2 separate regions of the Mus musculus genome follow, and region 2 is linked to region 1. Evidence: chromatin loops called from intact Hi-C (ENCODE). Cell type or tissue: heart. All regions are shown on one strand. Each heading gives the region's core, and the rest is flanking DNA. Links, peaks and the distances in the headings are about the cores only. Region 1 overlaps Setd3 (SET domain containing 3). Region 2 has its middle 36 kb from the start of Bcl11b.

Region 1 (16,716 bases), core at 5,570-13,569:
TTCAAAGTCTGCCCCTAGTGACACATCTCCTCCAAGGCCATACCTCCTAATCCTTCCCAAACAGTTCCACCAGCTGGAAATCAAGTATTCAAATCTGTGAGCATATGGTGGCAATAGAAGTTCAAACTACTAGAGGCTGAATGTGTACTTAAGGGTCCAACGCTTATTTTGTACCCGTATGACAACTAGGAGAATTGAGAGTAGCAAAAGATGCCATCGCTGTAGTGTGGACGTAGTTCAGTGATTAATAAAATGATGGCGTGTCTATGGGGCTGCTGAAATTATCATGAAATGATAGGAATTTTAGATAATGGAATATTAGAAGTGACTAGAATGCCAGTATGGTATAATTCTGTGAAGAAAGTACCAGAAAATAAATTGTGTATGTGGCCTCTATGTTTTAAAGTATAAAAAAGGAGGTGTGTATGTGTCCACAGAGAATCAAAGCAGTGGCCTTTCTCATGCTTCTGAGCTGTTTCCAGAACCAGTGCTTTGTTTGTTTGTTTGTTTGTTTGTTTTCCTTGTGCACTGTGAGAACTAGACCCATGATAACTATGGACCATCCAGATTAGAGATTATTAAAGATTACAACTCCACATGTGCCTTTCTTGCCAGTTTGGTATTAGTCTTGTCATTATTGCTGGACATTTAGCCAGGCAAGTCATTTTGTAGTTTACTGAGGTGAAGGAAGCATGCATTTTCCATGTCAGAACTCCAGCACTTCACTCACAAGGGAGCAGCTAAGCTTTTCCTCAAACTCCTGAATACTGGCAACTTGGTTGCTATTCCAGCTTCACTGGTTATTAATAAATAGCCTTCCCATCCTATTAACTTCCCTGTTCCTTGGTTTCTTTGACAGTAGAATGAGGCTGATGACGATTGTCTTAGTTTTACTTTAGTTGTTTTACTGCTGTGAACAGAGACACCACGACCAAAGCAACTCTCATAAGGACAACATTTAATTGGAGCTGGCTTACAAGTTCAGAGGTCTAATCCATTATCATCAAGGCGGAAACATGGCAACATCCAGGCAGGCATGGTACAGGAGGAGCTGAGAGGTCTACATCTTCATCTGAAGGCTGCTGGCAGAATACTGACTTCAGGCAGCTAGAGTGAGGGTCTTAAAGCCACAGTGGCACACCTAACTCCCACAAGACCATTCCTTCTAACAGTGCCACTCCCTGGGCCAAGCATATGCAGACTATCACATTCCACTCCTTGACTCCCATAGGCTTATTCAAACATGAATATGAGAGCCATACCTAAACATAGCATAATGCAAAATACATTTAGTCCAACTTCAAAATTCCCTGTAGTCTATAGCTGTCTCAATATTGTTAAAAGTGGAAAGTTCGGGCCGGAGAAAAGGCTCAGTGGTTAAGAGCATTGACTGCTCTTCCAGAGGTCCTGAGTTCAATCGCTAGGACCTTCTGGTATGTCTGAAGATATTGACAGTATACCCACATATATGAAATATATAAATCTTTAAAAAAAAAAAGAGAGAGAGGAGGAGGAGGGGGCGGCTGGCCCTCTTTTTAAAAAAAAAAAAAAGTTCAAAGTTCAAGGTCTCTTCTGAGATTCATCCAATCACTCAACTGTAATCCCAAAAGTAAGACAGGAGACCAACCAGCTGTGCAAACTCCAAACTTCACATCTCCATGTCTGATGTGTCAAAGCAGTCTTCAGATCTCCAACTCCTCTTTCATCTTTGCTGACTGCAACAGACTTCTTTCTTTTGGGCTGGTTTCACTCCCTGTTAGCAGATTTCCTCAGCAGATATCCCGCAGCCCTGGAGATATCTTGGGGTCTCCAAGGCAACTTCAACTTCACAGCTATTTGTTCTGGTGTCTGGGATCCACACATGATCTTCTGGGCTCTTCCAAATGGCTTGGGTCACATCTCCATCTCTACCCTCTGTAGCACTCCAGGCTCTAGTTGACAGACTCCACTATCACTGCTGTTCTTGGTGAGCATCCCATGGTACTGCATCTCCAATACACTGTGGGGATCCACTGCAACTAGGCTTCACCAATAGCCTCTCATGGGCTATCTTTATCATGCCAAGCCTCAACTCCTTTCCAATACCCCTTCAGTCCTGAACCACCAACTGTAGCTGAGGCTGCACTTTCACCAATGGCCTTCCATGGCCTCTCACAGAGCCAAGCCTCAGATGCTCTTCATGACCCCTTCATGCCTTCAAAACCAGTACCACCGAGGTGACTCTTACACATTACCAAGTACAGCTGTAACACGAGGTACAACCTTGGCTATCTCTGGAACACAGCTTCTTTGTGCCCTCAGAAAACACTTCCAGAAGACTTCACCACAGGGATGCTGGTCTCTTTTTAATCACTACTTATTTCTTAGCTCCAGCGAACCAGCATCAATTGTCCCAGTAGTTTCTTCTATTCTTGACTCTAAAGCCAGAGCCACATAGCTGAAGCTGCCAAGTTCTGCTGCTTGCAGGAGCTGGAACATGGCCGGCCCCCATGTTCTATTACATTATCACCAGCTTTCTGTTTTCCAACTCCTTCACTGACTAAGCTTGGCTGTCCTGGATCTTGCTCTGTAGGTTGACCTCAAACTCAGAGATCTCCATGCCTGTCTCCTGGGATTAAAGGTGTGTACCACCACGCCTAGACTTAAGCTTTTGTTCAACTAGAGCTTGCTCTGTCCCAGGTTGGGCTTGAACTCAAATATCTGCTTGACTTTATCTCCTGTGATTAAAGGTGTCTACCACCATGCCTGGATCAAAACTTAGCTGAGCAGGGTCTTCCCCCAAAGTCCCATTCCCTCAATCTGTTATCTCCTAGAGCACAGGATTTGGCTCCATTTCACTTCCTGATGTACCTTTAATACTCAAACCATATAGTTTATATTTTTCCTTTCTAAGCTTGCTATGCTTATTCAAAATGCTCTCCATGAGACTTAACTAGAGAACAAAGTCTCTACTGGGCTTTTTGAGACTTCCTTCTTATCAGTGCGATTAATCTGAATCTCTTCACCGTAACCTCAGGCAAACTCTTTAGACAAGGGCCACATTCTTCAGTAAAATCCACAAAACCGTCTCTAGGCCACATACTGACATTCTTCTGTTTTGGACCAGGTCTGCACAATTCAAATCACTAACAGGAACAAAGTCTTCCACTTTCCTACTAAGATGGCTCATTAAGCCCCACTTAAAACATTCCATGGCTTTCCAAATCCAGAGTTCCCAAATCCACATTCTTCCAAACAAAAACATGGTCAGGTCTATCACAGCAACACCCCAGTTCCAGTACCAACTTCTGTCTTAGGGTTTTATTGCTGTGAACAGATACTGTGACCAAGGCAACTCTTATAGGGACAACATTTAATTGGGGCTGGCTTAAAGGTTTAGAGGTTCAGTCTAATATCAAGGCAGGAGCATGGCAGCATCCAGGCAGGCATGGTGCACGAGGAGCTGAGAAGTCTACATCTTCATCTGAAGGGTGCTAGCAGAAAACTGGTTTCAAGGCAGCTAGGATAAGGATCTTAAAACCCACACACCTACTCCAACAAGGCCACACCTACTCCAGCAGGACCACACCTTCTAATAGTGCCACTCCCTGGACTGAGCATATGCAAACCATCATAACAGTGGTGCCTATTTTGGAAGAATTTTGGTAATTAAGTATACACCAATAAGGTTCTTGCTGATAACCTTCACAAAATACAGAGCTGGCAGTCATTGTTTGTATTCCTGCTGTTTTGGAGATAGAACACTTCCTTGTGTCTAGTTAGGCCATTCTTTTCCTAGGTCAAGATTTATAGATGCACTCTAGATGTCAGCACTCTGTAAAGGAAGAGGCTTGAAGTGCACACTCCTGATCATGGTCATCCCAGCTTAGACAATGAAAAAGTAAACTGTATTGTGCAGCTGAAATCATTGTCTGCTTTTGTTTGGAGGTATCGTTTGAGAAGGGTCTTACTATATAAATCAGGTTGTCGTTGAACTTGCATAGATCTGCCTGCCTTTATCTCATGAGTATTAAAGATGTGTGCCACCACATACTGCTAGCTTGCTTTTTGGTGAAAATATGTTCCTATAAAATAACTGCTTTGCTATTGTGTTGATTTCTCCATTTTATGATGTTTGTTTTTTAACATGGAGAGGAGGATTTGGAATTTTGCTTCTGAGTAAACATTGACCCCTTAATGGAGACCAGGAAATGTGGCTTTCTTTTGGCTGAATCCTCTTGTCAAGCAGCAGAGATGTCTGAGGTTAGGGAGTGTAAAAGTAAGCTGAGAGAGGGAGAGGAAGGAAAAGAAAGAAAAGAAATGAAAAGAAAAGAAAAGAAAAGAAAAGAAAAGAAAAGAAAAAGGTTTCAGATGGTTGAATGGAGACACTGAGATGGCCCAGCAGTTTCCTCGGCTGACTTTCCCAGGGTGAACACTATATTCCTGGAGTGAGCAGGGCGGTGTAAGAGCTTGCCTTGTTGCTTGCTGGATTCTTTTTTTTTTTTTTTTTTTTTTTTCCATTTTTTATTAGGTATTTAACTCATTTACATTTCCAATGCTATACCAAAAGTCCCCCATATCCACCCACCCCCACTCCCCTGCCCACCCACTCCCCCTTTTTGGCCCTGGTATTCCCCTGTACTGGGGCATATAAAGTTTGCAAGTCCTATGGGCCTCTCTTTCCAGTGATGGCCGACTAGGCCATCTTTTGATATATATTGCTTGCTGGATTCTTAAGATGGAGAGATGTTCAGAGACAGTAGAAAAAAGTTTGGCATGGTTCTTTGCCACCTAGATGGCAGAAACAATTCTGTGTGTCTCTGTGTGTATCTGTCTGTGTTCCCTGGAAGCGCTTCTCTGGGCCCTTGAGGTGGTGTTTGTAAAGGGTTTGCTTCCCATGTTCTTACCTGCTGTGCAGGCCTGTGCAGGTAAGGTGTTTTTCAGGTGCCCTTGTCACAGCTGTCCTCACTTGGGATGAAGGCTTTCCTCTGTCTTGGAGGGAAAGATGTCTTTGAGGCTCTAAAGGCAATGGAAACACTCACTGCTGGTGGCTAAAACCGTGTATCTGCCTCCGTAGCTTACTAGCAGGGAAAGGAAATGCCTTAGACTGGCAGCTCCAGCGACTTGGGAGGTTGCAGAGGATGGACCACCTAGAGGGGCTGGGACTGTGGCCTCGCCATACCAGCTTCTTTTCTTGTCTGTCTTTCCTCTGGCTCTGCTGGATGTTAATTTTGGATCTTCATGTGCCTTCACAGGTATGCAAGACTTGTTGATGGATCAGTTGTTGTTTTTTAAAATTTTTCACTCTGATGTATAACTTTTAATTGTCTACTGTTAACTTATTTTTAGTTTTTTTTTCTTTCTAAATCAGTAAATATTTGAGTAAATAAGTGATTGATAGCTCATATGTGGCTGGCTTAGGCACAGTTTGATGTATGGTTGATTTTCCTTCAGTGTATACACATGGTAACTAATAAGTACACTGTAGAGATGGTTTTTTGGTAATATTTTAGCAAACTGCAGTTAAATTTAAATTGCAGGTAGACTATAGATTCAGTCATCTAAAAAGTATTTTTAAATGTAATGATCAATATTGTTATTCTAATTTCATATTTTGTTTTAAGGTGATATATATTTGCTAGGATAAAAATCTACTCTCCCCTACATGCACACATGTTTGTGTGTGTATGTGTGTGTACATGCGCTCATGTGAGCAAAAAGCAGGAACTCTTGATTAGATGTGTATCGATGTAGTTAAATTTTTATTTGATCATATTGAGTGAGTTTGAAGAACTTTATGATGAAAAAATTCCCCAAAGAATTGAATGTAATCTGTGTTTAAAAATAAAAGTCTTAAAAATTGATTTTTCCTTCAAGAGCTGAATATATGAACCATGCTTTGATTCTGATTTATGGGCATCAGAACTAAGTTGTAGATTCAATGGCTGCTTTATGATTTGTCCTTGTTAAACTGTTCTGTGTCCACTAGGAAATACAATAGGAGAAGAGGGTTCATTGACTCCTAGGTTCGTGCTGTGATGTGTGCTGTTTCTGGCTTGCCTTGGTCATGGAGCGTCCTTTTAGTTCCCATCTTGCATCTCCCCTTCATTCTGCCTCCTTCCAGGGAAACCTCCTTTCCTCCTCTGGTATCGTCTCAAAGGGAGAAGGGCTCCATCCAGACCTGGGTGACAGCTGACGGGGCTGTCTGCCGCGTCTCTGTTCTCTTGTCTGACTTGCTGAAGTACTTATCAATGTACATCAAATGATGTTCTCTCAGAAGCCCTGCAAAGCATCCCAGTTATGAAACATATGTGACTGCGTCCAATATCAGATATGAAGGTCTGTGTCTGGTTTCATCCTGGTAGCAGTAAGAGAAATGGGGTCATCTTTGGACTTAGGTGTGTCTGTCTTGGCAGATGAACCCATGTTCCTTTTAATTTATGTTTAAGGCATGTAAGATAAATGTATTTTAATCGTCAGTTTAATTACACAGTATTATGGCTTTTCATCAGAACAAACTTAGGTACAACTTATGAAATGCATTCCTGTAACTGTTGAAAGAGCAGTGCTGGACTGCATTTGTATTTTGAGAATTAATTGATTATGCATTACAACAGTTGTAAATTCTTTAACATACAATTTTTAGGAGTCATTTTTATGGACTGATCAACTTCCCTTTTAGCATATGGAGTGGCTCTGTGAAGTGACTGCTGTATTCAGGTTGGCCTCCTGAAGCAAAGCAGTCCAGGCATAAGAGACCCCAGCACAAAGGGATGATGGGTTTTGGGAAGACTCGTGCTCTGGGCCCTTTATGTGTTGGTATCTTTCTTTTTTCGTTTTTACATCAAATGATGATCTATCAGAAGATAGAACATCAGTGTTCTTCAGCCTTTAGATAGGTTACATTTGTTTCATTTGAGAATTGTTTTAGGAAATACCTGAGCATATTCATGCAAGTAGCATTTTTAAATGTTTACAACTGCTTATTTCCTGGTGCTAAACGCAAACCCACCCTTGATTCAAACACATTTTGTTCCTGTGCACAACTATTAACGTTTCGAAGCTGCTTTGCACACTAAACGATTCCGGGTTAGGGATCCACATAATAATGGAGTGTACTTGTTTGGTTCTTCACAGAGGTTTGTTGTAAGAGCTTAAAATACGACTGCCACTGACTTGTGTGATACACAGTAACTGTTTATTTAATGTAAGTGCACCCTGGATCGCTCCTCTCTCAGCCTGAGGAATTTGCATGCTGCATAGCAGCCATCTTCTTTTATACTTTATTAAATATCTGTCAATTATAAATATCAAGGTTTTACATTAATGTCAAGATAGTACATCAAAAATTCATGGAATATGTGACTTTTTCCAAGGGTATTTAATACTTAATGCATTTGTGTCATTTTTCTTCTCAGAGATATTGACAGCTTTTATTAAGTGTTTGTTAGGGAGATTTCATTTTTATCAAGGGACTATAAAGAGAAGCTGCATGCTAAATCAATTTTAAAAGCCAGAATATCATTCATTTTTCCATCTTCAAACACTTATAATCCATAGATTTTATTTAAATTTCTTCTTGGTTTATTTTTGTTTTATGTGAGTGGTAGTTCGTGACAGCACTTTAATAAGGATCAACTATGCTGACTGTAGTGGTTTTTAATTTCCTTAAGCATCACTACCAGACCCATGCAATATGGTAAATTCTTCAAAATGTCATACTTACATATTTAGCAATATTGCTTCTTTTTATTGAAGCCAAACAAACAATTTTAGATATTAATCTTTCCCAGACATAGTGATTATTTTGTACAGGTACAATATTGCTGTTCCTCCTTATTGAGGGCTCCTCCTTTGGACGGAAAAAGGAGAGCTTTGAGAGGGTCGCCCGACTTTGCAGAGAGAGTCTAGAATTATTTTAATTTTCACTTATTTTTGAGGTAGAGTTTTATGTAGCCCAGTTTGGCCATTGCTTGAGTAACTGGGATTACAGGTGTGCATCACCAGCCCTGGCTTTAGAAACTCAGCCTTGCATGCTCCCCGTCTGATAAAAGCTGTGCTGTTGTTTATTTCCACATCAACTATTTATTATGCTCAAGAAATAATCATGTGTTGTTTATGATTGGAAGGAAGCCTGTGTCTAGTTTCGGACGCTGTTTGTTAGGATTTTGGGTGGAGCAGCTAGTGAGTCAGCCCCTGCCGGCTCCCGTTGGAGGCCTGTTTCTTGGGTCTGTCTGAGGATTCTCTAAACTGGTCCCACATGCAAACCGTTGTCTGGGAAACTATGACACTAAAATCAATTGGCCACCAAGAATGAGGTTCATGGTTCAACTGCAGAAATCTTTAAAATCCAGGGAAAGCCGTGGGGAAGCAGGTCAGACTTATTTCCAGAAGGGAGCAGAGTATCTTTGCCCTGTACTAGGAGTGAAATATTTTCATCACGTGAGGACATTTGATAAGCTTTCAGCTCACTTCAAATTAATTTTAGTCAACAGTGAAAGTTTTTTTTTTTATTTCTGTTCAGGTATTAAATGAAAATTGTTTGCAATCTACATTTGTCTTAGTTTTGTTCATTTTTTTTTAAATAAGGGAAGCCATTTATTTCCAACATTAAGTATTAAACATTAAAGAAAAATTATAGATGAATTATTTTTGATATTCAAATACCTCTAAATCCTTCAAGAATACTATATTCAGATGAAAGGTACTGGCATTGGTTTTGTTTTTGGTTTTTTGTTTGTTTGTTTGATTTTTTTTAGAAACCTGATTTTATTCAAATGAAGCTGAATGTTGCTGGTAGGGACTGCATGCACTCTTTGATGCTGCCAATAGATGGTGCTGGCGTCACAGTAGAGAGAGCCTGCTGAGGAGGAAGGCACTGGCTGTGCCTCAGTGCCACATTGTGCTTCCGACTGTTAGGTTCATGTGTCAGTGCAGACTGGCTTTCATACAGGATCATGTGTACTAGGCACACCCTGGTTTTTTGAGAACAGCTATTTCTAATTGTTTCTGAAAATGTTATATAACCACACAGAAAATATACTTACACATCTTTTTTACTGAGGTTTTTATTTTTAATGATTTTATCAGAACTGTTAGGTCATGCAGGATATATGCAAACTATTAGAAGGTGCACATTGGTTTAGCCTTCCATCTTCTTAGTCCTGGAGTGGCCATACATGTTCTTGAGGAATCCAAGATAAAGAAACTCAACTGTTGGAAGAATGTTTAAGTGCTTTTCAAAACTGAAAACTGTCAATTTTTTCCCTTATTTAATATCAGCCTTTTGTGGGGAGGGTGTTAAAATTTTATTATTTCTGAGATTTCACATAGGTATTTACCAACTTTCAAAAGGCCATAGTAAATTCCATAGTTTAAGAGAATTAAAACATTTTTTAAAAATAAAATTTTTGCATCTTTTAGACTTTGGAAAGAGAATTTGGGTGTGCAAAGTTTTCAATCATAAGATAAAATGAGATTTCACTTTATTACAAATGAAAGGAAAATTGGTCAATAGAATCCGTTCTCCTTACTATTTTGCAGTTTGTCTCTTCTTACCAGGTTAGTTTTGAGAAGAGGAAAGGGCCTTATGGTGATTAGTATGTTTAAAGGGAAATCTGGACTCTGTCTTGGCTAAATGTGATAAGTAAGAGGAAGGCATACCTCGAATCCTCAGAGCACAGGCTCCAGGGCAGGCCGGTGGGGCGGGGCTGACCTCCCCTAGCATACCATTTCCTGAACCAGACTGGAAGTGCCCTGTCATGTTCTGTACGTCCCCTTAAAGTCTCTTATTTAATTGCACATTGCTAGTACAATATTCATTTTATCGCATTGTGATTTATTTATGTTGAGGCAGGTACTAGCTAGGTAGCACAGGCAGGTCTCACATTTCTGATCCTCCCATCTTAGCCTTTCAAGTGCTGGTGTTTACAGGTATGTACAGATACACCTGGCCCAACATGCATCTTAAAGATTATGTAAATACAGTTTTACATTTTGACTTTTCTTCCAAAGGCTTAAAATGAGGCTATAAAGAGAGGAGAAGCAGGCACCTGGGAGCTAACACCCAGTTAGCCCCTTTTGTAATATATAATTTGTCTAAGATTATGCACCAAGGACAAGCTTTTGTTTTTCTGAGTGATTTACGGTTTGAGCCACTTCTGCCTCATTCCCTACTGCCCTGCGCACAGTACCAGCCAGCACAGTACAGGGAGCGGTGATGAATTGCAGTGCACTTGCCGTGCCGTACCTGGAGTTAAAACTGCTGCGTGGAGCCACACTAGCAGGCACACGATCAGCTTCCGCAGATCTGGTCTCCAGCTCAGAAACAACCGTTTGTTAATCTGATCACTTAACTGCAATCTGTCTCAGACTGTAACTGAAACTTAAGGTTAAAATCACACTGTTACAGCTTTAATTCCTTAATTGAGACAGAGTTTTAAGTGCTTACAGGTCTAAGGGGTAGGGCATTATAAAAAGGGAATGTGAAGCTATAAAATTTTCTTCCATGTGTAAAGTTTTGGATATTTTATCAAATGTTCTTTTGTTTAGAGAAAAAAGTAATTTAATGATTGTCTGTGTTATCTTTATCTTACTTGTATAATTTACTTCATTCTCTCACAAGACTTGACTTTGCTTGATTTCCTGTGTTTGATCCACATTTACTGTGTAAATAATTCATTTGCACCTAAGTCGATTGTCATCAAGTGTTATTAGAGAATGTGAGAGTATTTCCAACGTACTAGAGGGTTTGTAAGTGTTGCTTCTTGTGACATACAAAGAGAATAAAATCTAGCAGAGCATGAGACCCCGGGAGAGGCAAGCCTCCCTATTGGCTTTGCAGGCTCCATGTTCCCTCAGAGCTCGTACTCGTAGCAGAGGGTGTGCCTGCCTTTGTGCAGCAGTCCACCTTACACTGTCTTGTGTGGTGTCTGTGGGTTCCGGATGGAAGTGTGAAGGAGCAGATTTATGGCGGCCGCTGGGCACAACAAATTAAGTTGACAGTGATGTATGAGGGCACAATAGCACACTGATCCCTCAGTTGCGCGGCTGGACGCCTCCTGCTTCATTTGGCTCTTGTTAGGATCTGTTAGCAGCTAAATAATGAAATTCTGTTGACTGATTTCTGTTTTCTCCCTTTTTTCCCCCCCACCTCTGCTTCCTAAAACCGTTGATTCCCAGACCCATCCTCATGCCAACAAACTGCCCTTGAAGGAGTCTTTCACTTACGAGGACTACAGGTTTGTGAGGGCGCTGTGTTGCGGGTGGTTTCTGAGGATCTGGAAGTGAGGGCAGCTCGGCAGCAAGTGGCCTGCTGCGACCACTTACAGTGTTGAAATAGGGCGGTCTCAAAAGCCAGGGTGAGCGGCTTCGATAAGCACTGGCGTTTTGACAGCTGCCAAGAAACCGCTGTGAACCTGTAATGCCAGTAGCTTGCCTGAGGTAGCCAAGGGGCGTTTGGGCTTAACATTAGTGTTAAGTGTTGCTAAAGGACTTTTTCTCTTTTAAGTAGATTAACATTAGTGTGAAGCAGGGATTCTTTGGAACATAGAGCTAACGGACTGTGCTATGTAATAAAAGTGCCGTGTTCCATGCCTCGTCCACACCGTGGAGGGGTCTGTTAGAGAGGAGAAGCAGCACCCACTGGTCGGTCAGTGAGGCTCAGAGCCCTGCCTACCGCTGAAGTCAGCGTTTGGGTGAGGGGGAGCTGGCTTTGGAGAGAGCAGTTTCATCACCACGTAGGTTGAGACCCCTGCTTCTCCTAGTTCCTTTGCATACTCGGTGGGCTGTGTGCAGGCTTCCTTTCCTGCCATTCTGCCCCCTCCTCCTCTCAATTCTGCCTTTAGTTCTAAATGGTACAAAAAAGCCTGAAAACTGGCAGCCACTCACAACCTCAATTTCCTAATTGAGTGTGTTCTTGTGGGGGTGGCTTTTCCACAAATTTACTCTTAATTTGTTTATTTTATTTTATTTTATTTTTTTGTAACAGGTGGGCCGTCTCATCAGTTATGACACGGCAAAACCAAATTCCTACAGAGGATGGTTCCCGGGTGACCTTGGCTCTGATTCCTTTATGGGACATGTGCAATCATACCAATGGCCTGGTAAAGATCTCTTCCTGGGGTTGAGGCTGGGGGCTGCTGAGCTTCTGAGTGCATATTCTCCTTGGCTCCTTATTCCCCTGCCAGCTCTCTCCAGGACAAGCAGAAGCAACCCTTGCTCTTCCCTGCCTGCCTCTAATAGAAGCTGGGTGTCTCTTCATACTGAAGACTGAAAACTCCAATCTTAGAGCACTGTGAGAGACTGCGGCGACTGCGTTTGTATGGTCTGAGCCCCAGCCCCAGCTCTCACAGTCATTTCTTGTCTCACTGGACCACAGGCTCAATGGGCCACTTTGCTTTTTATTCTCTTACAAGTAGGAATTTATTGAAGAAAACCTTTCATCTTTCTGTCTCTCTCTATGGCTCTTTCTTTCTGTTCTCTGCTGACTCCTTTCGCCCCTTGCCCTGCTCTGTTCCTCGGCCACTATGGTTTACCTGCTTTGCTCTGGAGCCTGTGTATGGCAGGTGTGTGTGCTAGGCTCTGGGCACAAGTGCAGGGCTGCCTGGTGGCTGGCTGAGTGAAGACAGGAAGCGTCTTCCTGTGGCCAGTTCTGTAAGGGAAGAGGGCAAGTCCTGTTCCTCCACATTCTTGGGTTCCAGATGACATGGGGCGGAAGCTTTCTCTGATGAGGACTCACACAGGTGTGTGTGTTGGGGGGGGGGGGGGGTTGACAAACCCAGCTCATTCTGAAGTTCTCAGCATAGCTGGCCTGCAGGGTGAGTTGGGTTTGATTCCTGTTCTGCAGTGCCAGCTTGCTTTGTTATTATTAGCAATATTATAAATAGATTAAAGAAATGCTGAAAGTGATTATTTTCCATCTATACAGAGGCCTGAGCACATGCGCTGTGCAGCAAACACTCAAGGCAAATTCCTCCTGCTAATTCTGGTAGTCTTTCAGATCTTCACAATATCTGAACTGTAGCTAGGAAGAATTATACTTTTATAATTACATTTTGTCTTAATTTAGATATGCTTAATTTAATTAGCAGGACTAAGAAATAGTAGCATGTTTTACACTTTCATTAATGCATATAATTTTTATATTCTTTGTTCTTTTTTTTCCTTTAGAGAGAGACATTTTTAAACTGATAAGCTTGAAGTTTAAATATCTGACCCTTGTGTTTTCTTATCCCTCTATAGGAACTAGATCACTATTTCCCAAACTGAGTTGATCATTAAAATTTATTTTCATTTCCAATATTAAATAATCAAAAAGAATTAAATAATACAGAAGTCTCTAGTAAAATAAAATAAGCCACTCTTGTCCCCTGCAATCCTAGTGTCCTCTGGATTATTAGCTGCACGGAAGGCTGCTGCAACTGAGGGTACTGTCCCACTCTCTTCTGTCTTTTGACTGTTTGTGGCACCCTTACATACATATTCATGGGTGTTCTGAGTTTGGGCATTGGTGTTATGTCCCTGCTGGTATGGTAAAACTGTGCACTCTTGAGTTTATCTCAAATTAAGAATAACAGAAAACTCTTGGTATATCTTTTTCTCTAATGTAATTTGTGTGTCCTGTAATCTACCATTGTTCTCTGCTAACCCTCAGAAAGGTTGTTCAAGAAGCCAATATGTCATCCTTGTCCCACACACCTAACTGGATACCTTAGTTGATTTTTTTTCTGTTGCCATGAGGTTTTATGGGGCATTGAGTGTGGCAGCATTTAAGGAATGCAGTTTCCAACTGTGAAGCTGCATATCTATCATACTCATCACCAGTTAACCTCCTTTAAAATGAGGTACTTGAACTCAAGGTTTGGCTTTTCAGGGAAAGGCTTTTATTCTGTGTGTCTGTGTGGACTCTCCTGCCATTAGACTCTCACAGGGGAACTGAGGAGAAAGGTGTAACCCACTAGTGCTGACTGCTTTCAACAGTACCGGACCCTAGGGACTCTCTGTGGTGGCAGCAAGGCAGAAGAAGTGCTGCCTAGGATTCTGGTGAATGGGAGTGAAGTCCTTTGCCCCTGGAGAAGCAGGTTTTAAGATTTTCTTAGGCCCATTCCTAAGCTATAGGAAATATGTCTCTGTGTGAATACTCTTGCATGTATACATGTTCACAGGTTTGTGCAGGGGTGAGTGTGTGTGTGTGTGTGTGTGTGTATGTGTACACTGTTAGTATTGTGTGGATGGAGGCCAGAGGTCAAGGCTGCATGGCTTTCTCTAGTGTTCTCCCCCTCATATTTTGTTGGTTTGGTTTTTGGGTTTTTGAGACAGCATTTCTCTGTGTAGCTCTGGCTGTCCTGGACCTTGATCTGTAGACCATGCTAGCCTTGAACTCAGAGATCCACCTGCTTCTGCTCCCTAAAGGTGTGTGCTACCACCACCCAGCTCTACCTCATATTTTTGAGACAAGGTCTCACACAGTAACCCTGGAGCTTGCTACTTTCACTAGGTGGTCTAGAAGGTTTCCCTGACTTTGGCCCTCTGTGAGGGTGTGAAAGATGCACACCACTGTGCTTGGGTTCTTTGTTTATTTAACTTAACGTAAATGCTAGAGATCCAATTCTTATTCTTATGCCTGCACAGCAAACATTTTACCACCACACAGTTGCCCTCATTTTACAAATGTGTATCTTTAATCTTGCTGGATCTGTCCAAAATGATCAGAGTTGATGGATTTTTTCCTGTCAGTTTACCTGAGAGGGTCTCTGCTAAGGGGTTTATAGACAATTGTGTGTGTTGTGGTGAGAGTATCATACATGACTGTCAGTCATTGTGGTAGAAAGCTTTCAGGGCCCTCTGATTAACTGGTGAAAATCCCCAAGATACTTGGAATCTCAGCTCAGATCAAAACCCCAGTTTTCATAAACATGTACAGTCTCACCTACTTCTGACTTCTTGCTGTCCCTAATCCCAGTACAGCCCCGTCAGTGCTTGTGCTTGCTGCTGCTCCTGCGAAGAACACTTGTTCCTCAGATGCTCCTGACACTTAGAGTTAGTGTCAGGTTAGGCCAGCTACCCTGGGCGTTCTGTCACACAATCCCCTCCTTATCCTCTGTGACCTTCCTACAGTGCCCATATACTATAGTTCCTTTGGGGTTTTTGGTATGCTTTTTGTTTGTTTGTTTGTTTGTTTGTTTTGTTTTGTTGGTTTTGAACTTGCTATGTAGTCACAGATGGCTGGAACTCCTTCAGCTCTGAGTGCTGGATTGCAGGTGGTACTTCACCTCACCGGCCTCCACCCATTACTTTAGGAGGTTCGTTATCTGTTGCTTTGAAGTGACAAGCATATACACTCTGGTCTAGGACAAAAGAGTAGGACACATGGACACAGCTGTAATCTGTTTCTTTAGTTTTTCCGCTGTCTTTTTCAAGTTGAATCAACACGTATGCATAACGTCATTCCTTCTTCATACATGATGCAAATAATGGATATACTCTGAGGAAATTGAAACAAAGATGGAAATGGTTATGTCCTCTGTATGTGTGAGGGAGTCATGTGTCATACTCTTTCTCCTGTGGTGCTGCTTAATAGGTGAGTCTTTGATTCTCCAGGATGGAATGAGTGTGACCAAAAGGAGCCAGAACAAGTATACACAGTCTAGGAGGCTCTGAGGGATGGGGCATCCAGATGGACTGTTTACTTAATCGGGCCTCGATCCACCCCCCCCAGGAGTTTGTGCCTCAAGGCAGTCTTTTCAAAGGCAGTGTCGGGTGTTAGAGACTGTACATCAAACACTGGAGACTCTGATTTGAAAAACATTCCTGGTTCATGGAGGCTGGGAAGGCAGTTATATAGGCGTATGTGGTGGTAGCTATAGAAGAGAGAGGGTAGGGAGAGGTGAAATGGGGGGGGAGGTTGTTCCCCAAAAGAAGAATGGTTTCTGAGTCTCAAAGAAGAGTAGGAGTTAAAGATGACTCCTACTATCAACACCCTACTACGAGAGGGAACAGGACTGTGACCTATGTGGCAGAGAACACCAGGCTCTGAGGCCTCCTGGGAACTTGGCACTATCCAGAATCACTCTGTGATGAGCAGTGTAAAGAAGTGTAGTGCTGCAGCCTAGACCACTCAGAAGAGGTTTGAAGACTACATGTTTACAAAGCAAGGGCAAGGAGTAGGCATGAGGGAAACTGGAAAAGAAGATTCAAAGGGTATTTAAGAGTTTATGGGCATTTAAGAGCAGTCACATCTGTGTATTGCATGCAGAGACAAGACAAGTGTGCCATGGGTTGGGGTCAGGATAGGGGACTTTTCTGTACTGTCTGTACCTACCATATGGGCTTAAAAACGCTTAGTAAAAAGAAAGGGACGAATAACTATTTACTTTGCCTTTGCTTACCTGAAAGTTTTAGGTCACTGTAATCACAGAGTAAAGTGTGTCTGTGACTTAGAAGTGGCTCTTTTCTTGTCTTCTTGATTCTTAAATAGTAGGAAAAACCCACTTTTTATGTATTTCTGGTATTTCTGGTCCAGGGCCTTGAGCATATTAAACTCGTGCTCTATCACTGAACTAAATCCTTTCTTCACATTGATTTCTCCCTGGACAAAAGTTATATAAAAGTAACACTTGTAGGTAAATACAGAAACCCCAAAGGCCCCCATGAGTCGTGAATAGGCAGGGCGGCCAGTGTGGGTGTGGGCCTTTTGTCATCTGTGGAAACCTTACTCTGGGCTCAAAGGCAGTAATT
Region 2 (16,716 bases), core at 2,948-10,947, 80 kb after region 1:
GTGCTTGGGCAGTGGAGGGAGAAAGGTGGGGTTGGAGGTTTGAGAGAAGGGTAAGAGAGAAGAGGAAGGCTAAGGAGGAGGAGGCCGTTATGGGCAGGAGAAACAGCAAGTAACAAGGAGCAGTATAGCCGGGGGAATAAGTCAGTATAGCCCTGGGTCTGCTCTATCTAGGCATACGGCTTAGAAGTAAAATATCTGGCTTGTGTGTCTTTTATATGGGCTTTTAGGATTGAAATTCTAACTACATGTGCCATTGGTAAGACTCCCGTGAACCTACTCCTTCTACGAGATCTTGCTTTGTTCTTGAGTTCTCACAGATTATCTTCCCATACAGGACCCATCTCAGGACCCACGGGGGATATGCAGCCTGCAGGAGGATGCATGCCAAGTTTATTCCTCCCAGGCCGAAAACCAGGGAGCAGCCCTTGGAGTAGACCATGTTTTTCTTCACTGTTTACTTTGTAAATCAGGCGCAGTAAGAGAGGAGCAGCAGCTAATAAGATAGGACAGTTGTAATAACGTGATATAGTAAAACCAACTTGAAACTTATGAGTTATTTTTGGAATTTTCCAATTAGTATTTTCAGACCAGAGTTGACCTTTTTTAAAAATTATTATTAGAGCCTTTCTCGTGGATGTGACAAAGTATCTGAGTGCTTAGGTTGATTTCAGAGTCAACGTGGCCCTGTGGTGGCCCTGTGGTGGCCCTGTGGTGGGGCAGAGCACCACAGAGGTGGGATTGCTTGGAGGAACTGCTTCTTCACCTCACAGTGGTCAGGAAGCAGAGACAGGAAGAGGCAGGGACAAGGATCTGCCACTCAAAGGCCTCACTTCCTTCAGCTACATTCTACCTTCTAAAATTTCCACCACTTACCAAAATAGCCTTACCAGCCAGAGACCGAGCCTTCCTAAGAGCCCCCGGGGACATTTTATATCCCATCCATGATGCGTTGGGTATCTACAAGTGCGGCTGGAACCTCGGTAAAGGTAAGGGGCGTGTGCACCATGTAATATGCGGTAACTCTTTGAAGACCCACCTGAGACCAGATCTAAGATGGCGGCGCCTTCCTTCTCCGGGGCATCTGTTCTTCTTCACCCAGGTGTCCCCACTCCTAAATCTGATGTGTGAATAAAAAATGATTAAATCTCACCCTAAGTTTTCGAAAAGGTGCGTTGTTTGTTTTAGTTCTTTGTTTCATCAATGTCTCATCACTTTCCGAGGAACCAGAGGATCAACCTTGGCTGGTTTGCTGCAGAGGGAGGTACAGAGGCCAGGGCAGACAAAAGCCAGGACAGACAGACAGACAAAGGCCAGGACAGACAGATGCCAGGCCAGACAGAAGTCAGGGCAGACAGACAGAGGCCAAAACAGACAAACAGAGGCCAGGCCAGACAGACAGCGGTCAGGGCAGACAGAGGCCAGGCCAGACAGACAGAGGCCAGGGCAGACAGACAGGTCAGGATAGACAGATGCCAGGGAAGACAGACAGAGGCCAAAACAGACAAACAGAGGCCAGGCCAGACAGACAGAGGTCAGGGCAGACAGAGGCCAGGGCAGACAGACAGAAGCCAGGGCAGACAGACAGGTCAGGATAGACAGATGCCAGGACAGACAGAAGCCAGGGCAGACAGACAGAGGCCAAAACAGACAAACAGAGGCCAGGCCAGACAGACAGAGGTCAGGGCAGACAGAGGCCAGGGCAGACAGACAGAGGTCAGGGCAGACAGACAGGTCAGGATAGACAGATGCCAGGACAGACAGAAGCCAGGGCAGACAGACAGAGGCCAAAACAGACAAACAGAGGCCAGGCCAGACAGAGAGAGGCCGGGGCAGACAAATGCCAGGGCAGACAGACAGAAGCCAGGGCAGACAGACAGAGGCCAGGGCAGAGAGAGGCCATGGCAGACAGACACCAGGCCAGACAGAGGCCAGGACAGACAGAAGTCAGGATAGACAGAGAGAGGCCAGGACAGACAAATGCCAGGGCAGACAGAGGCCAGGACAGATAGACACCAGGCCAGACAGAGGTCAGGACAGACAGAAGCCAGGACAGGCAGAGGCCAGGGCAGACAGCAGGTGGTTTGGGCTGTGAGACCCTGCGTGTGTGTTTCTGAGCTGTACTCTGTGAGCTTCTGGACAGTTGGCTCAGGTCAGCTGCAGTGGGACAAGGTGGGACCGCCATTCAAGAGGGAAATATCAGGGTGTGGCTGGTGCAGAGTGAAGCTGTGGGGCTACTGAGGGAATCACTTCATATTTACCTGTGTGTATGTGTTCACAAGCGGGTACGCATGTGTGCGCATGTGTGTGGACCAGTTGTACCGTGTGTGCGTGCGTGCGTGTGTGTGTGTGTGTGTGTGTGTGTGTGTGTGTGTGTGTGTGTGTAGGCCATGTTGTACCCTATAAACTTATAAAATTGTTACTTGTCAGCTAAATCTTTTTTGATACAAGGTCTCACCCTGAAGCAGGACTGGAACTCCCTGTATAACTTAGGTCAGTCTTGAACTCCTGATGTTCCCCACTCTGCCTCAGTCTCCTGAGCCACCATGCCTGGCTAGAAATGATACATTTATCAATATGTGCTGATTAGACAAACGTCCTTCCTCTACAAGCCTACACTAAAGAGTAGGGCGCAGTGGTATCCCCTGGAAGGCAGATAAGAGAAAGATGCTGGAGGGGGTCTCATGGAGTTAAGAACAAATTACCCAATTTTTTTTTTCCAGTAAGGAAAAAAGAAATTCCTTTCCCATTCCAGAAGGTGAAGGACCTCCACAGCATTACTATTCTGGCTTAGGGAAGTATGGGAGCTGTAGCCACTGCCAGGGCAGAGGGCCCTGAGGGCTTCTTCCCAGCCCTGTTCCTCCCTGGCCCTGGCCACCCAACCTCCCACAGCTGCTGGAGCCTGGGCTGCACATGCCATTGGGCCCCAGAATGGCTGCTGCTCTGTCCTCCACTCCCCAGCATTTGGGGAAGGCTTGCTGGGTCCAGCTCTGTCTACCTTTCTGGGGTATTAGGGAACCTACGGTCTATCTCAGCCTCACCTCTGAGCACCTGCAGGCTCTGTGCTCAGTCCTGTGCTTGACTCATAAGGACCAGGAGGCATCTGTTCCTCAGACAAATATAGCCCGGGACCCCAGGCCCTTAGCTTCTTGATAGACAATAACAATAGCAACTAAGCTAACATCCTTTCTGAGTTAAGATTCTATGCGTATCACTTTCTCTAATCTATGGAGGTAGCTCAGTTGGTAGAGTGCTTTCTTAGCATGTATAGAGTACTGGGTTCAAACCCCAGCACTGCATAAAACTGGGTTCTGTGGCACATACCTGTAGAACTTGGGATCCCAGGAGGATCAGAAAATCAGTCCTCAACTACATAGCCAGTTCAAGGCCAGCCTGAACTGTACCGGCTCATGCCTCAAAAAACAAAAACAAGCTGGCTAGATTGCTCAGTGGGTAAAGATGTGACCAAACTTGATGAGCTGAGTTCAATCTTTGAATTAGCATGGTAGAGGGAGAGAATTGACTCCTGGGGGGAGGGGGGGGAATAAGCAAAGAAACAAGAATCTTTACTATTGTCCCCATTTCAGATGTTGGGGCTGAGACTCAGGGCTTAAATCACACGTCGCAGACAATACGAGGGGAGACTGAACTCTAGCTAAGTCTATGTTCTTAATCACGGACCCTGGAAAAGTGTCTATTTGGAGACAGGGCTAAATGTAGTGGAAGTGGCGGCTATACTGCCCACCCCAATATAGCCACTCCCTCCTCCTCTCGGGCTGGGCCACTGGAGTGATGGGAATGGGAACATAGCTTCTGAATCCATGCAAACCTTGCTGGATGAGGGCTTCCAATGTGTTCTGCCAAAGAGGACACTGGATCTCAGCTCCAACCTCCCTGTCCCCCTGTGGTCCAAAGGCTAGAGGTCAGCGTTGGTTCAGATGATTTTACGGATAATGGGTCAGCTTTGGTGGAAGGAACGTGTCCAGTTAGGCATAAGCACCAGGTATGCTGCTGGGTCAGACCAGAGTGAGGCCAGCCCACACGTGTGGGTGGACTCCAGTACTGACCTCGGGTACCAGAGTCTCAGCAGCCAGAAGCTTGGAGGGCTGTGGATACAGTAAGAGTCACTGGAGAGGTCAGGAGGCCAAGGTGGAGGTAAGGACAGGAGGTGGACCAGGGACACCAGCCAGATGAAGCTGGCATAGCTGTGTTCCTTGATGAGCCAGCTCACAGGGCAAGGACAGAGCAGTAGGCCCTTGGCTCAGGGTGGCTGGGCTCCTCATAGGCCTGCTTTCAAATGCCTCCAGGGCACTGGAGTCAGGAAAAGGTGTGTCTGGGAGGGAGGGACTGTCTGAAAAGGAGACTGTCCCTTCACTGGAGTCCCCAGGCAGTGCCCTCTCCCCCAGTCAGGATGCAAACTCCTCAAGCAAGAAAATGCTTCTTGGAGTCTTGGGAGGAGCAGAGAAGCACTGAGTCCTGGGTTCGCTGCCAAACTCCAAGTTTGCTCCTTAGGCAAAGGCTGGAGTGAAGAGGAGAGCAGTTAACATATGGAAAAGTCAGCAACCTTCTCCCGTTGCCGGGAGATGCAGCTCTTGTTGCGGAAGCTCAGAGGCAGCTTGCCCTTCCTGCCTCCTTCCCCTCCCATCCATACCTGCCCGTCTCTAGGATCCAGCTCTGGGAAGGCTCCAATGATGAACAGTGGGTATATATCAGCCCCTGCCTTCAGGGAGGTATGGGATGGAAGATCAGATGGTGACAAGGGGTGTGGCTAGACAGAAAGCATTGGCTTTCAGGAATGATCAAGGAGGGCTCCTGGGAGGTGGTGGTAGGGGAGGTCAGCCAGAATATGTTTGGATCGGTGGGTTGACAGGGGTGGACTTCTACACTGGTGTGTTTCTGAGATGTGTACACACAAGAGATTGGAGCTCAAAAGTGCAAGGTGTGTTTTGTTCAGCTTTCTTAGGATCCATAGTCAGGTGAGATAAGACTTTGGATCTAGGCCTATGGCACATAAAGATACTGATTCCGGAAGGGGCCTCCTTGGTCACCAAGCCAGCTTGATCCAAAGGGAGATGCTGGGGAAAGTGTGGTCGATTCACACTGAGGCTCCTCCTGGGGTTGAGAAGGAAGACCATGACCTCTGTGGCCAGGGTCTGAGCTAGACGGAGTCAGAGAATCAAGCTCCAGACATTTCCCACAACAGCATCGCAGGCCACCTTCCCTACATCTCAGCATGATTGCAAGGGGTAGGTGTGAGAACATGTGCACAGAGGTGTGTGTGTGCATGTGCGTGCTCAGCCACAGCAAGCTGCTGGTCGGTAGATACAGCCTGTCCTGGAGACCAGTCCCCACACTCTGGCATCAAGTCACCAGGAGCTCTCCTGGCTTCAGCCCCATCCGTGCCCAGAACTCGGTGGTGTGCTTGGGCGTGGCAACCCACCGAACATCCATAGGCGTGCACCATTGGCAGGCAGACATCAAAGCCACGCTGGCTGGGCTGGTCAGGTGTCTTTGACCTGCTAAAGACAGGCACACCAGCTTATTCCTCTGACCAGGCTTGCCTCAGGCTCACAAAATCCTCCTGCCTCTGCCTCCCAAATGCTGGGATGAAAGGTGTTCACTACTATACCCAGCTTGGCTCTTGGAGGCCAAGGTGGGGCCAGTGCAACCCTGAACAAGTAGCCTGGCATCTGGCAGGTAAGGGTTCTAGGGAGCCCAAGGACCTTCACTGAAGAGGGCTGGCTAGGGGCTTACATCCCTGTACTTTGACCGGGAATGAGAGCGTGGCCTCTGGGTGAACCCTGGCATAATGGAACACTCGGCAAAGCCACCAGGAAGTCCCTGGAAGGAATCACCTGTCAGTCATTTGGCTTCAGGGGTTCAAGGCTGTCCTCCTTTGGACACTGACATGACAGGTCAGGGTTTGGAGGACTTGGGACAGGGCAGGTCCGGAAGCAGAGGTCACATAGGTGGGAGGAGGTGAGAACTCAGCTCAGGGGTGTTTTCTCACTTCTACAAGCCTGTCCCCTGGCTATGGCCTGTGTGGTCAGCTACCAGACCCAGGCTCTGACCTCTATGCAGCCTCTATTCCTGGGGGGAGGGGAGTGGTTCTTTGCTGCGTGGGCACAGTGCAGGCCACACACTGCAGCTGTCCCGAGGTCTCACTCTTGACTTTCTCGTGCCTTTTAAAAGCCACCTGAACTCTAGAGGTCATCAATTATTATCTTAGTCCATTCCGTTCAGCTGAGCAGGTGAGCCCACCTAGGTGCTTTCTCAGGGCCTCGGTGCCCACCCCAGTCTCCTTGTGCCAACCACCAGCTCTCTGCATGATGGCTCTGTGCCAGGGATCACCAGCCGCTGCTGTGTCACCAAAGCCCCAGACCAGGGTTTATAAGCTTAAGTGGCGCCCCCTTGTGGTTAGAGCTCACTTGTAATTGATGGACTCCGCTCCACCCACACAGGGTTGAAGGGAGATTTCAATGGACTTTACAATGGGGTAGTGAAGGGTAATGTCTTTATGCCGATTTCAGACTTCAGATGTTCACTGCGGCCTCACTTCCGCTGTCATGTGGTGCCACAACAAACCCCTGTCAACTGGCTTTCCACAGAATGAAACTTACTAGCACGCTGCTCGACCTTTCGTTAAAAAACAAAATCACAGCCCCCCAAATTACAAAACTAGACTCAAAAGACTTTATTACCAAAGAAATGTTTTTCAGGGGTCCCTCTTAATCCAGACTTGATCTGACTCAGGCCCCCAGCTTGTAAGTGAGTCACAGCCAGACACACATTTTATTTTGGGTTTTGATTTTTGTTTTATATTTCTCTTTTTTCCAAGACAGGGTTTCTCTCTATGGCCTGGAATGACTGTAAACTCTCTTTGTAGACCAGGCTGGCTCCAGACTCAGAGATCACCCTGCCTCTACATCCCAAGTGCTGGGACTAAAGGTGTGTGCATACCACTGCATCCAACTTCCAGACACAAAATTCAACAATGCATTCGGTCCTGGATACTGATTCTCTCTGTCCTCGGTCTGGGGATTTTAGGAGAAACCCAGGATTCTGAGAAATGCAGAGTTATGTTGTGGGAGGTGAGCTCAAGGCGAGGATGAGACCAGACATTGTCCTTGAGGTGCACGCTGTAGGTTCACAGTCAATGTTTAAATGGGGATTGAGGCTGTTAAATAGAACTGCCCATACCCCATCTTTAGGCTTCGAAGGCACCTTTGCCTGGTACCCTGTTCACTTTGCCTTAGTGGCTCTGCTATGTTCCTGTTCTGGTTGCCCTGGTAATAACTGTAGTTCTCTAGGATCTGCATATTAATTAATTAGCACAAGACAGTGGATGCAAATGTGTCTCTAGAGAGGGCACAGAAGGAGGTGGTGGGGGTCACTGTGGTATTTCTAGGTCACTTGTTGATCATGTTCTCTCAGTTCTCCAGACCTTGCTCTAGACACTTGGACCTGGGCCTTCTGGCCTGTGCTAGGCTTGCTGACCCTTCGTGTCTGGGCTGGGCTCAAACCCAAATGACTTTGTCTCTACCTTCACAGGTCACATCTCTTCTTCCCTCTGAGTCATAGCTCTTACCTAGGTCTCAGCTTCACCAGGGACTCCATGTGCCTATGAGCAGCAGGCTCCCTCCAGAGCTCGCATGGTGATGGATGTGACTAAGAGAGCCAATCCTGGCCAAGCTTCCTGGATGGCATAAAGGGCTGCCAGGCAGCTGCTTCAGGTAGAGACATAGCAAGAGTGCTCAGGTCCCAGAGCCTTGTACCATGACTCCTTTGCCACCCTTTGTCTGCAGCATAACTCGCTTTCCTGTCGTTCTCTGGAGAGACCCTACAAACTGAAAACCCACAGAGATGTCTTGCCAGAGAGAACAGCTCAGTTTTGGCCCAGTGAGCTGTCTTGGGACAGGCTGGAGGAAGGATGCATCTCTTTCAAAAGATGGGGTCTTTTGTTGCTGGCGTAGAAGTAGGGGCTGGGGTGATGGGGTCTCAGCCTTTCCACTTCCCTGAGGGAGCTCTAACAGTCAGGGCTACGCAGTGAGTACAGAGTATAGTAACTTAACTTAAGAAATACACCGATTTGGATAAAAAAGATACATGGTAATTTCGCTATCTCATTTCTTTTTCTTAAGTTTTTTGTTTTTAAATTGTGTATCTGTGTACCTGTCTCTTTGTGTGTGCACACATCAGTGTAGGTGTTCCCAGAGTCCAGGAGGCAGTTATGAGCCATCTAATATGGGTCTTGGGAACTCAGGGCTTCTGAAGACAGAGTATAAACTTTTAACGGAAGAGCCACCTTCCAGCCCAGCAGGGAGGCATTGCAATGAAGCACACGCCACACAAAGATCAGATACCGGTCACCCGGGCATCCATCAAGGCCACCACAGATCATTTCGTTGTGTTGGGGATATGTTTAAAAATCCCCCTAGCAGCTAGTTAGAAATAAACAGCCCTTTCATTGTCAGTCACAGTTGCCCTACTGTGCCACAGGTGTGAAGGAGTCCTGCAGTTTCTAACCACCTTCTCGCTTCCCTCTTTTTCCTCCCTGCTCCTTCTGCCTTCTGGGGATCACTGTATCATTCTCTGCTTCCATGAAATCAATTTTCCCTTTCCCTTACAGCTGAGAGCAAGCAGTGTCTCCATTTTTCTGTCTGGCTTATTTCTCTTATCATTGTATCTTCCAGTTCTATCCATGTATCTATTACATGTATCTATGTAATATTCCATTGTGTGCACATACCACTTTTTTTTTTCTGTGTGCATCTGTCAATGGATACCTAGGTCACTTCTCTACTGGGGACACTGAGCAGTACTGGGTTGTTTGGATGCAGCTGCCCCCCCCCCCCCATGTTGACTTCATTTCCTTCGGACAAATCCCGAATCCCCAGGAGTGGATGACTGGACCATATGGCCGTTGATACTAGTTTGTTTTTCTTTGTTGTTTTTTTGTTTTTGTTTTTTGTTTTTTGAGGACCTGTTACACTCTTTTCCATAATGGCTATGCTAATTTATTTCCACCAACAGTGTGTGGGCGATCTCTCTCTCTCTCTCTCTCTCTCTCTCTCTCTCTCTCAGCACCTACTTACTGAGGTGTGACTGGAATTAAAGGAGCCACCAGGGCTGCTGCTGTAGTTAGGGGCCACAGATACCAAGTGGCAGGAGCTGTGAGCCCTCCCTTAGCCGAGGGGTGTAAGGTGGGGTCAAGTCTCCTGGTTGAAGCTGTTGTCAGAGGAGGACATGACTCAAGCTAGCATCATGGTGCTCACTTAAGGAGAGGGCAGAAAAGGAACGTCAGACTCTTCTTCACTTCCCATTTGCAGGGACCGGCCAGTGGCTCGGTGTAAGGCTAAGCTGCTAAGTCGATATAGTCCTGACTGGGTCCTGCATTCCTGAGCCACACAGCAGAGAGTAGACCACGAGGCAGAGGAAGCCACGGAAGCTGCCCTAAGTTGCTCTGTCCCAGGTTGCTGATTCTAGGGTGTCAAAAGAGGCGCTGGGGGGATGGCTCAGCATGAGGATCTTCAGAACCCATTTAAAGGTTGCATGTTGTGCTGTATGTTTGTAATCCCAACACTGGAGACAGGTCCTAGGGCCTGGAGGGAGAAGCTTGCTGGCCTCATCTAAAACCAAGATGGAGATTGAGGAGGAAACCGGATGCTGACCTCTTGCCTTCATACGCATGTTCACATGTAGTCCCCCCACAACATGCAAGCACACGGGAAACACATGCACACACACGAGAGGCCTCTCTTCGTGCCTGTGACATTCCCATATATGGCAGAAAGACTCTGGAGAGCAGGCTCATGGTGGCTTTAAGGCTCCCTGTCCTCAGCTATTGACTGTCAAGAATGCTGGGTAGATTTTGGAGTACACCAGGGGTCAGGAATTATAGGTCCTCTCTGGGTATTGAAGGTGCATTCCTGTGGTGCCGAGACATGGGAAACACCGGATAAGCCTGTTGCTAGGATTGCTGCAGACCATTAGCCATCTTCCCCTGCTTCATGCCTTGGGCTGTTTGGATGCTGCTAAGGCCATATAGACTCACAGAGCCTAGTCCAACCATGATCAACCCTTTAAATTATAACTAAGACAGTGATCTTCCTAGATCCTCGTCTGCGTGGGAGTGAGAGGTGGGTTCTCTTTGCCCCTGATCAGGGGCAGCTGGCTCCAAACAGGGTCCTGCCACCAAACAGCTGCAAGCTCCAGTAGCCTCCTAACCTGTGATCAGAGCCCAGGGCAGTTGGCAGGCAAGCCAGTCTCACTGCCTCTCTGACCCAGGAGTCCCAGTGCCCTGTGGTTCCGTTCTATTGTGTGACCAGCGCAGCTGTCACTCTGGAGGCCAGTGGTGGGCTCTGGGTGATCATTTACAGATCAGGAGGGGGAGATAAGGCCCGTGTGGCTGACTGTTTGCATGTCCCTTATGCTCATAAGGCGATGGCACCGCGTGGCCACATTCCCTGCTGGCCCCCCTCTTCTGACTGTCTTTTATTGTCCAGTCTTATCTCTCCCTCCCTAGGCCTCACCCTGTGCAGATCCGCAGGACCATAACCCTCTTCAACTGCTGCTGGAGTCTTTGTGACCTTCTGCCCCAGGTGTGGAAGGAGACCTTATCAGCAGGGGTGGGAAGGCTTGGCAGGCCCAGCCCTGGGTGGTCAGAGAGGGGACATTGTGTAAGCAAAGCTGAGACAGGAGAAAGACCAGCACTGTGCAACAGGGTTTTTTAGGACTCGTATTCTAGGCTGAAAACATCCCTGTCAATCTCCGGTGCACCTCACCCCTCCACAAGCTCTTGCTGCTTGGGGAGTGGGATGGGGTCAGATTAGTTCTTCTTCTCCTTCTTGTACACAGCGGCTATTTGTGTTAGGCAATGAGACCGAGATGTGAACCAATAAGTGACTAGGAGCCCCGAGGGGCTCTCGGATTTCTGTCTTTGTGTCTTAAAGTGGTTTCGGACTCAGATCCTGGTGCTGTGTCCACACCTTCTTAGGATGGGAAGGGATCGGTCACTGCAGGCTGGAGGGCTGCTCCAAAAGTGGGAAGGTGGAGGCAGGAGGATCTCAGCCACTGTAGCTGAGCCAAGGGCTTCCAGGTCAGTCAGTTCAGTGAGAGACCCTCTCTCTCTCTCCTATCTATCTATCTATCTATCTATCTATCTATCTATCTATCTATCTATCTCCCTCCCTCCCTCCCTCCATCCATCCATCCATCCATCCATCCATCCATCCATCCATCTATCTATCTATCTATCTATCTATCTATCTATCTATCTATCTATCTATCTATCTATCTATCTATCTCAGCACTCAGAGGCAGAGGCAGGTGGATCTCTGTGAGTTCGAGGCCAGTGTGCTGGTCTACAGATGAGTTTCAGCTCAGGGAAGGCTTCATACATAGAGAAACCTTGTCTCAAACAACCAACCCCCAGCCCACCCCCAAAAGATGAAGAGCGACTGAGGATTGGGAAAGTGACAGTTCCCCTCAGTTTCAGAGCAAGGAAGTCATTGGACACAAACTCACACCTATCAAGTTCAAGGTTTGAGCTACAGTCCCTCGCCGGTTGCACAGCCACCGTGGCTGGTCTTTGTATTTCCATTCATAACGGAGGGGATAGAGGACAACCTGGGTCTCGTGGACACTTGGCTGCAGAACCTGGTATCACCCTAGGGCAAATCCATCTCTCTGTGTCTCAGTTTCTGGTTTGCAAAATGGGGCTTGTGAAGTCCCCTCTACCCAGGTACTAAGACCTGAAGCAAGGGATGTCCTTGCTAGGAACAAATGCTCCCTGAGTGGCAGTGGCTATCAGATGATGTTGAGAAGAGGCGCTGGTGTGCCCATTGCCCAGGTGAGGAAACGGAGGGTACAGGCGGGCTGGGCCAGCTTAGCCCAGGGCATATCTGATACCTCACACATCCTTTTCTCTCCTTAACGGGTTACTCCTACAGTGTGTCCAGCCTCAACTCCAGACCTGGATATGGCCAGTGAGTGTGACATCAGCTCTCCCTTCCTGAACTTGCAGCCTAAAGCTAGCATTCATTACCCAGGTGTCCTGCATCTCACCACTCCATAGAGTAGAGATAGTGGGTCTCGAGTTCTTGCTCTGAGTGTTCAGATCCCCTTTGTGGACTTTGGGAGCATACATAGAGTTTGGGAAAGATGGGGTGCCTACTGGTTCCTCCAGTCTTGAGTCACTCTCCTGTGGGCCCAACCCCTGTTTGTTTAGTCTTTCTGGGTTTCAGCCCTTTGGCCAGTGAAGGTTAAAGATTATTGAAGCAGCTGACAGTAAAGTGCCCGGCATGTTGGCCTTTGCACCTCCATTAGCAGCGGCAGGATCGCCTTCTCCCCAACGGCCGGAAAGGCGAAAGTGCCAGGGTGTGGGCAGGCACGCCTTGGGGCATTAATATTGAAGGACAGTCGCTTTGGCTTGGCAGCTGGGCCAAGTTTCTCTTTTATCTGTAGCTGGGCCACAATGTGTCATTGTTCTCGGTCTCAAAGGCCACCTTGCAGCCCCAGAGTGGACCTGGTGTGGCCTCCACCTGCTAGAGTAAACAGGCACTCAAGGTGGCCTCGGGCCAGGGGGACAAGAAAGTTTCCTTCTCCTGGAGGAGCAGCTTTCCTTCCAAGTGGGCCCCATGGGCTCACCAGTCCCCTGTCTGGACCGCAGCTCCTCAAGCAAGCAGGTGGCTCTCAGACAACCTGGGCCCCAGGGCAGTGTCAGAGGCTTTGTGCCCTGGACCCGGGGGGGGGGGGGGAGCTGGGGGCCCACCTGGGGCAGCTGGGGGCCTTCTTCTCAGAATAATGCTTTCTTGGGGCCTTGGAGACCAAGCTCAGGGATTGAAAGGAAGCTAATGATGCTGAAATATAGTTATCAACATATTTCAAAGCAGACTTGAGTCAACCCAGGTGGGTCTTTATGGATGCAATAAACAATCTGGCCACAGATCCGTTGACAAGCGCAGCCTCTGAGTAGTGGAAACCGTCTTACAGTGTTCCTGCCACAGACACAGGAGCCACTGCTTTTCTGAAGGATTTCTGTGCAGTGTGCTTATGTCTGTTAGTTTATTTGTTCATTGGAAACAACTATTGATGTGCAAGAAGTCGCAAAATACCATAGGCACACTACTTCTCCCTTGCCAGCTTTTCCCATAGCCAAAACCATCGTCAAAAAATCAGGCCCTCTATCCCCACATCCCTTGCTTCTGTTCTCACGCGCCTGGGTAGGGGGCTTCACAGCTCCCAGTTTACAAAACGAAACTGGGACACAAAGAGATGGGCTTGCTTAATATTTTTTTTTCTGCTCATGATCCTTTCACACAGGAAAGAGAAAAAAATTGACATGTATGTATGTATTTATTATTTATTATTTATTTGGGTGGGTTACAACTGTCACAGTGCATGTATGGAGGTCAGAGAATAATTTGCAGGAATCAGTTCTCTTCTTCCATCATGTGGGTCCCTGGGGATTGAACTCAGGCCATCGGGTTTGGTGGCAAACACCTTTACCCCCGAGCCATCTCACTGGCCCTCACCCAAGAATTCTTTATGTAAGAATTCCCCATGTTAAGGTGTTTCATATAGATACATCAGTCAAACATTCATCAATAATAAATCACAAAAGATATTTAATTTAAAACAGTACACATATCATCTTATCATTTATTAAACATTAAAGCAAATTTGCATATTAACTAGATGGGCGTGTTTGCTCGAGTTTCCACGGACACTTAAGTCTTGGATGAATATTTGACATTTTTTTTGAACATTTGACATTTTTAGGATGCAGAAAATCTCCAGCATTTTCAGAGTTTGACTGACATTTTGGTATCATCATTGTTAATGTTGGGGATGTTGCTTCAAGTGAATATAAGGACTATGTGTTGGTTTAAGTGAGAAATGTTCCCCATAGGCACAGTAGGTGGTACTGTTTGGGGAGGAAGTACATCCCTGGGGGTGGGCTTTGGGAGCAAAAACCTGTTCTATTTCTGGTTTGCTCTCTGCCCTTGATCTTGCACCATGCCTGCTGCTAGGTGCTACAGTTCCCTCTCATGATGGATTCTTTGTTTTGTTTGTTTGTTTGTTTGTTTGTTTCTGAGATAGGGTCTCTCTGTATATCCCTGGCTGTCCTGGAACTCACTTTGTAGACCAGCCTGGCCTCGAGCTCAGAAATCCGCCTGCCTCTGCCTCCCAAGTGCTGGGATTAGCCCGGCTCTCATGATGGATTCTTACCTTCCTGGAACCATAAGCCCAAATAAACGTTCTTATATAAACTGCCTTGGTCACAGTGTTTGTCACAGCAACAGAGAAGTAACTGATAGAGTATAGAACAAGAAAAGTATGTTTATGATCATTTTAGACGTTATAAATTGTATTCTAATCCTAAACTTAAGTTAGTTTAAGGATATATTTTAAAATGAAACTTAAGTCAGCAACTCAAATAGTAACTTTAAAAACAAAACCTTATACTATAGTCTAGTTCAACAATGTAACAATTTGATGCCCACATGCTGAGGACCTACATGCAGGGAAAACAAAGTTAGAGAATTACTAGAAGTCTTTGTGTGCTGTAATTAACTATCATGTTATGTGTTGAAAATCATATAAGCACCAAAAGTGCCGCAATTCATTAAACACAATTGGGCTGCAGCTGTGGCTCCATGGTAGAAGGCTTGCTTAGAATTCACAAGGTCCCAGGTTCAAGCCCCAGCATTGCAAGAAAACCAAACAAGCAAAACCAAACAAACAGGATAGTAACTTGCAGTAGTCTTTAGTCTGATCTCAGGTGTCTCCAGCAGGGTTAGTTGCTGGTTAATTTTGTGTGGTGTGTCAGTGTGTGCCGTGTCATGTGAATACTTGGTATGAATGTTCAGAACAAATTTGTAGCAAGCATAACCAGAAGTGGATTCCTTAGGGATCTATTTTGAATTAGTTTTCATGTGTTGGCACTTTTAGAAACCTTTTACTGTTGCCAGTTTTTTTTTGTTTTTGTTTTTGTTTTTTTTTGTTTTTTGTTTTTTTTGGTGACCTCCTTACACCCACTGTGGTGGTTTGAATAAGAATGGTGCCCATAAGGCCGGGCGTGGTGGTGCACGCCTTTAATCCCAGCACTCGGGAGGCAGAGGCAGGCAGATTTCTGAGTTCCAGGCCAGCCTGGTCTATAGAGTTCCAGGACAGCCAGGGCTACACAGAGAAGCCCTGTCTCGAAAAACAAAAAACAAAAAACAAAAAGAATGGCCCCCATAGGCCCATATATGTGAATGCTTAACCAACAGGGAGTGGCCCTATTTAAAATGATTAGGAGGTGTGGTTTGTTGGAGAAAGTGTGTCATTGGGGCTGGGCTTGGAGTGTTCAGAAGCCCAACCCAGGCCCAGGCGGTGTCCCCCCCCATCCCCCCCCCTCCACCGTTGCTTACATATCGGGATTTAGAACTCTGAGCCACCTCTCTAGCACCATGTCTCCCTGCATGCTGCCACACTCCCACCAACAATAGACTGAACCCTCCGAACTGTAAACCACTGTCCTGGCTGATATTTTGTGTCAATTTGGCACAAGCTAAATTGTCATCAAGGTCATCCGAGAGGAAGGAGCCTCAGTTGAGGAAATGCCTCCATGTGACCCAGCTGTGAGGCATTTCCTCAGTTTGTGGTCAATGAGGGAGGACCCAGCCCATTGCAGTGGATTGGGTTCTATAAGAAAGCAGGCTGAGCAAGCCATGAGGAGCAAGCCGGTAAGCAGCGCCCCTGTACAGCCTCTGCATTGGCTCCCGCCTCCAGGATCTTGCCCTGTTTGAGTTCCTGTCCTGACTTCTTCCTTCAGTGGTGAACAGCATTTCGAAAGTTTAAGTCAAACAAACCCTTTTCTTTCCAACTTGCTTTCAAGTTGTTGGACATGGTGTTTCATCGCAGCAACAGAAACCCTAAGACGGCCACCCCCAACTCATTTTTTTTTATAAGAGTTGCTGTGTTCATGGTGCCTCTTCAAGCAATAGAACAGTGACTCAGTCAACCATTCTCAGTACTGTGACTCCAGACGGGGTCACGGCCTAGAGTTTCAGACGCTAGGAACCAGACAACAGGGATTCCCCACTTCTTGCATGTGCTCCCCTTTTTGCACGTCTTTATGGATAATTCTATGCCAGCATGGCACTCATGCAGATCCTCAGACCCCTGTGGTACCAACACACAGTTGTCTCCCTCAGTCCCGGGCCCCTGCGGATGGCCTCAGGTCTCCCTCCCGCCTCAGCCTCCTCATCCCCCTGATCTGTTTTACTTCCTGTACTAAATGAATATGCGGGTACCCCACGCCCTGACCAAGTACGTTGCCATGTTCATAGAGGTTGGGTCGTGCTCCCTAGTGACCAGCCATCAACGGCAGAGACATGCCGCTCATATCTAGGCCTCCTGCCTAGCCCCACTCAGGGAATCATAATCTTGGGTTCCATGAGCGACCTCACTGTTTTCCATGACTGGAGGTGTTGTGATCTGGGTTGCGCCCTGATACTGAGTTTGGATCTTATCTCCTAAGGGAAACGGATGTGATCATACCCTGAAAATTTGCAGATGGTGGCCAGTGGCCACGTGGGGCAGGCTGGGGTGACTTTCATAGAGCCCAGTGCCTCTTGACCATACTCAGGGGATACTTGGCTCTGAGACAACCCTACTGTTAGTACTTTGTCTGGGCTCTGCCTCACAGTTACCTGGCAACAGCCAGGTATG

Evidence for each region. A loop is a pair of places that touch in the nucleus more often than their neighbours do. Peaks named below come from ENCODE experiments on the same cell type or tissue, not always from the same donor. Only the 100,000 strongest peaks of a DNase experiment are listed, where the experiment ranks them.
Region 2: it touches region 1 in a loop (8-fold over the local background); 17 of 42 quality-filtered maps call a loop at or near these places.

What each region holds. Positions count from the first base shown.
Region 1 is chr12:108,113,609-108,130,324 of GRCm38, reverse strand. It overlaps Setd3 (SET domain containing 3), which reads left to right. Exons shown (of 13, transcript NM_028262.3): 7 at 11,161-11,219; 8 at 11,969-12,083. Among named protein-coding and RNA genes, the nearest start is that of Setd3, 57 kb to the left of the region's middle. In heart, for the core only: CTCF peaks have their summits at 8,808 (motif pointing right) and 11,405; no DNase peak of the experiment used is centred there; H3K4me3 peaks cover 699 bases.
Region 2 is chr12:108,031,446-108,048,161 of GRCm38, reverse strand. No RefSeq gene overlaps it. Among named protein-coding and RNA genes, the nearest start is that of Bcl11b, 36 kb to the right of the region's middle. In heart, for the core only: a CTCF peak has its summit at 6,403 (motif pointing left); a DNase peak (open chromatin) is centred at 6,341; H3K27ac peaks cover 269 bases; H3K27me3 peaks cover 1,527 bases.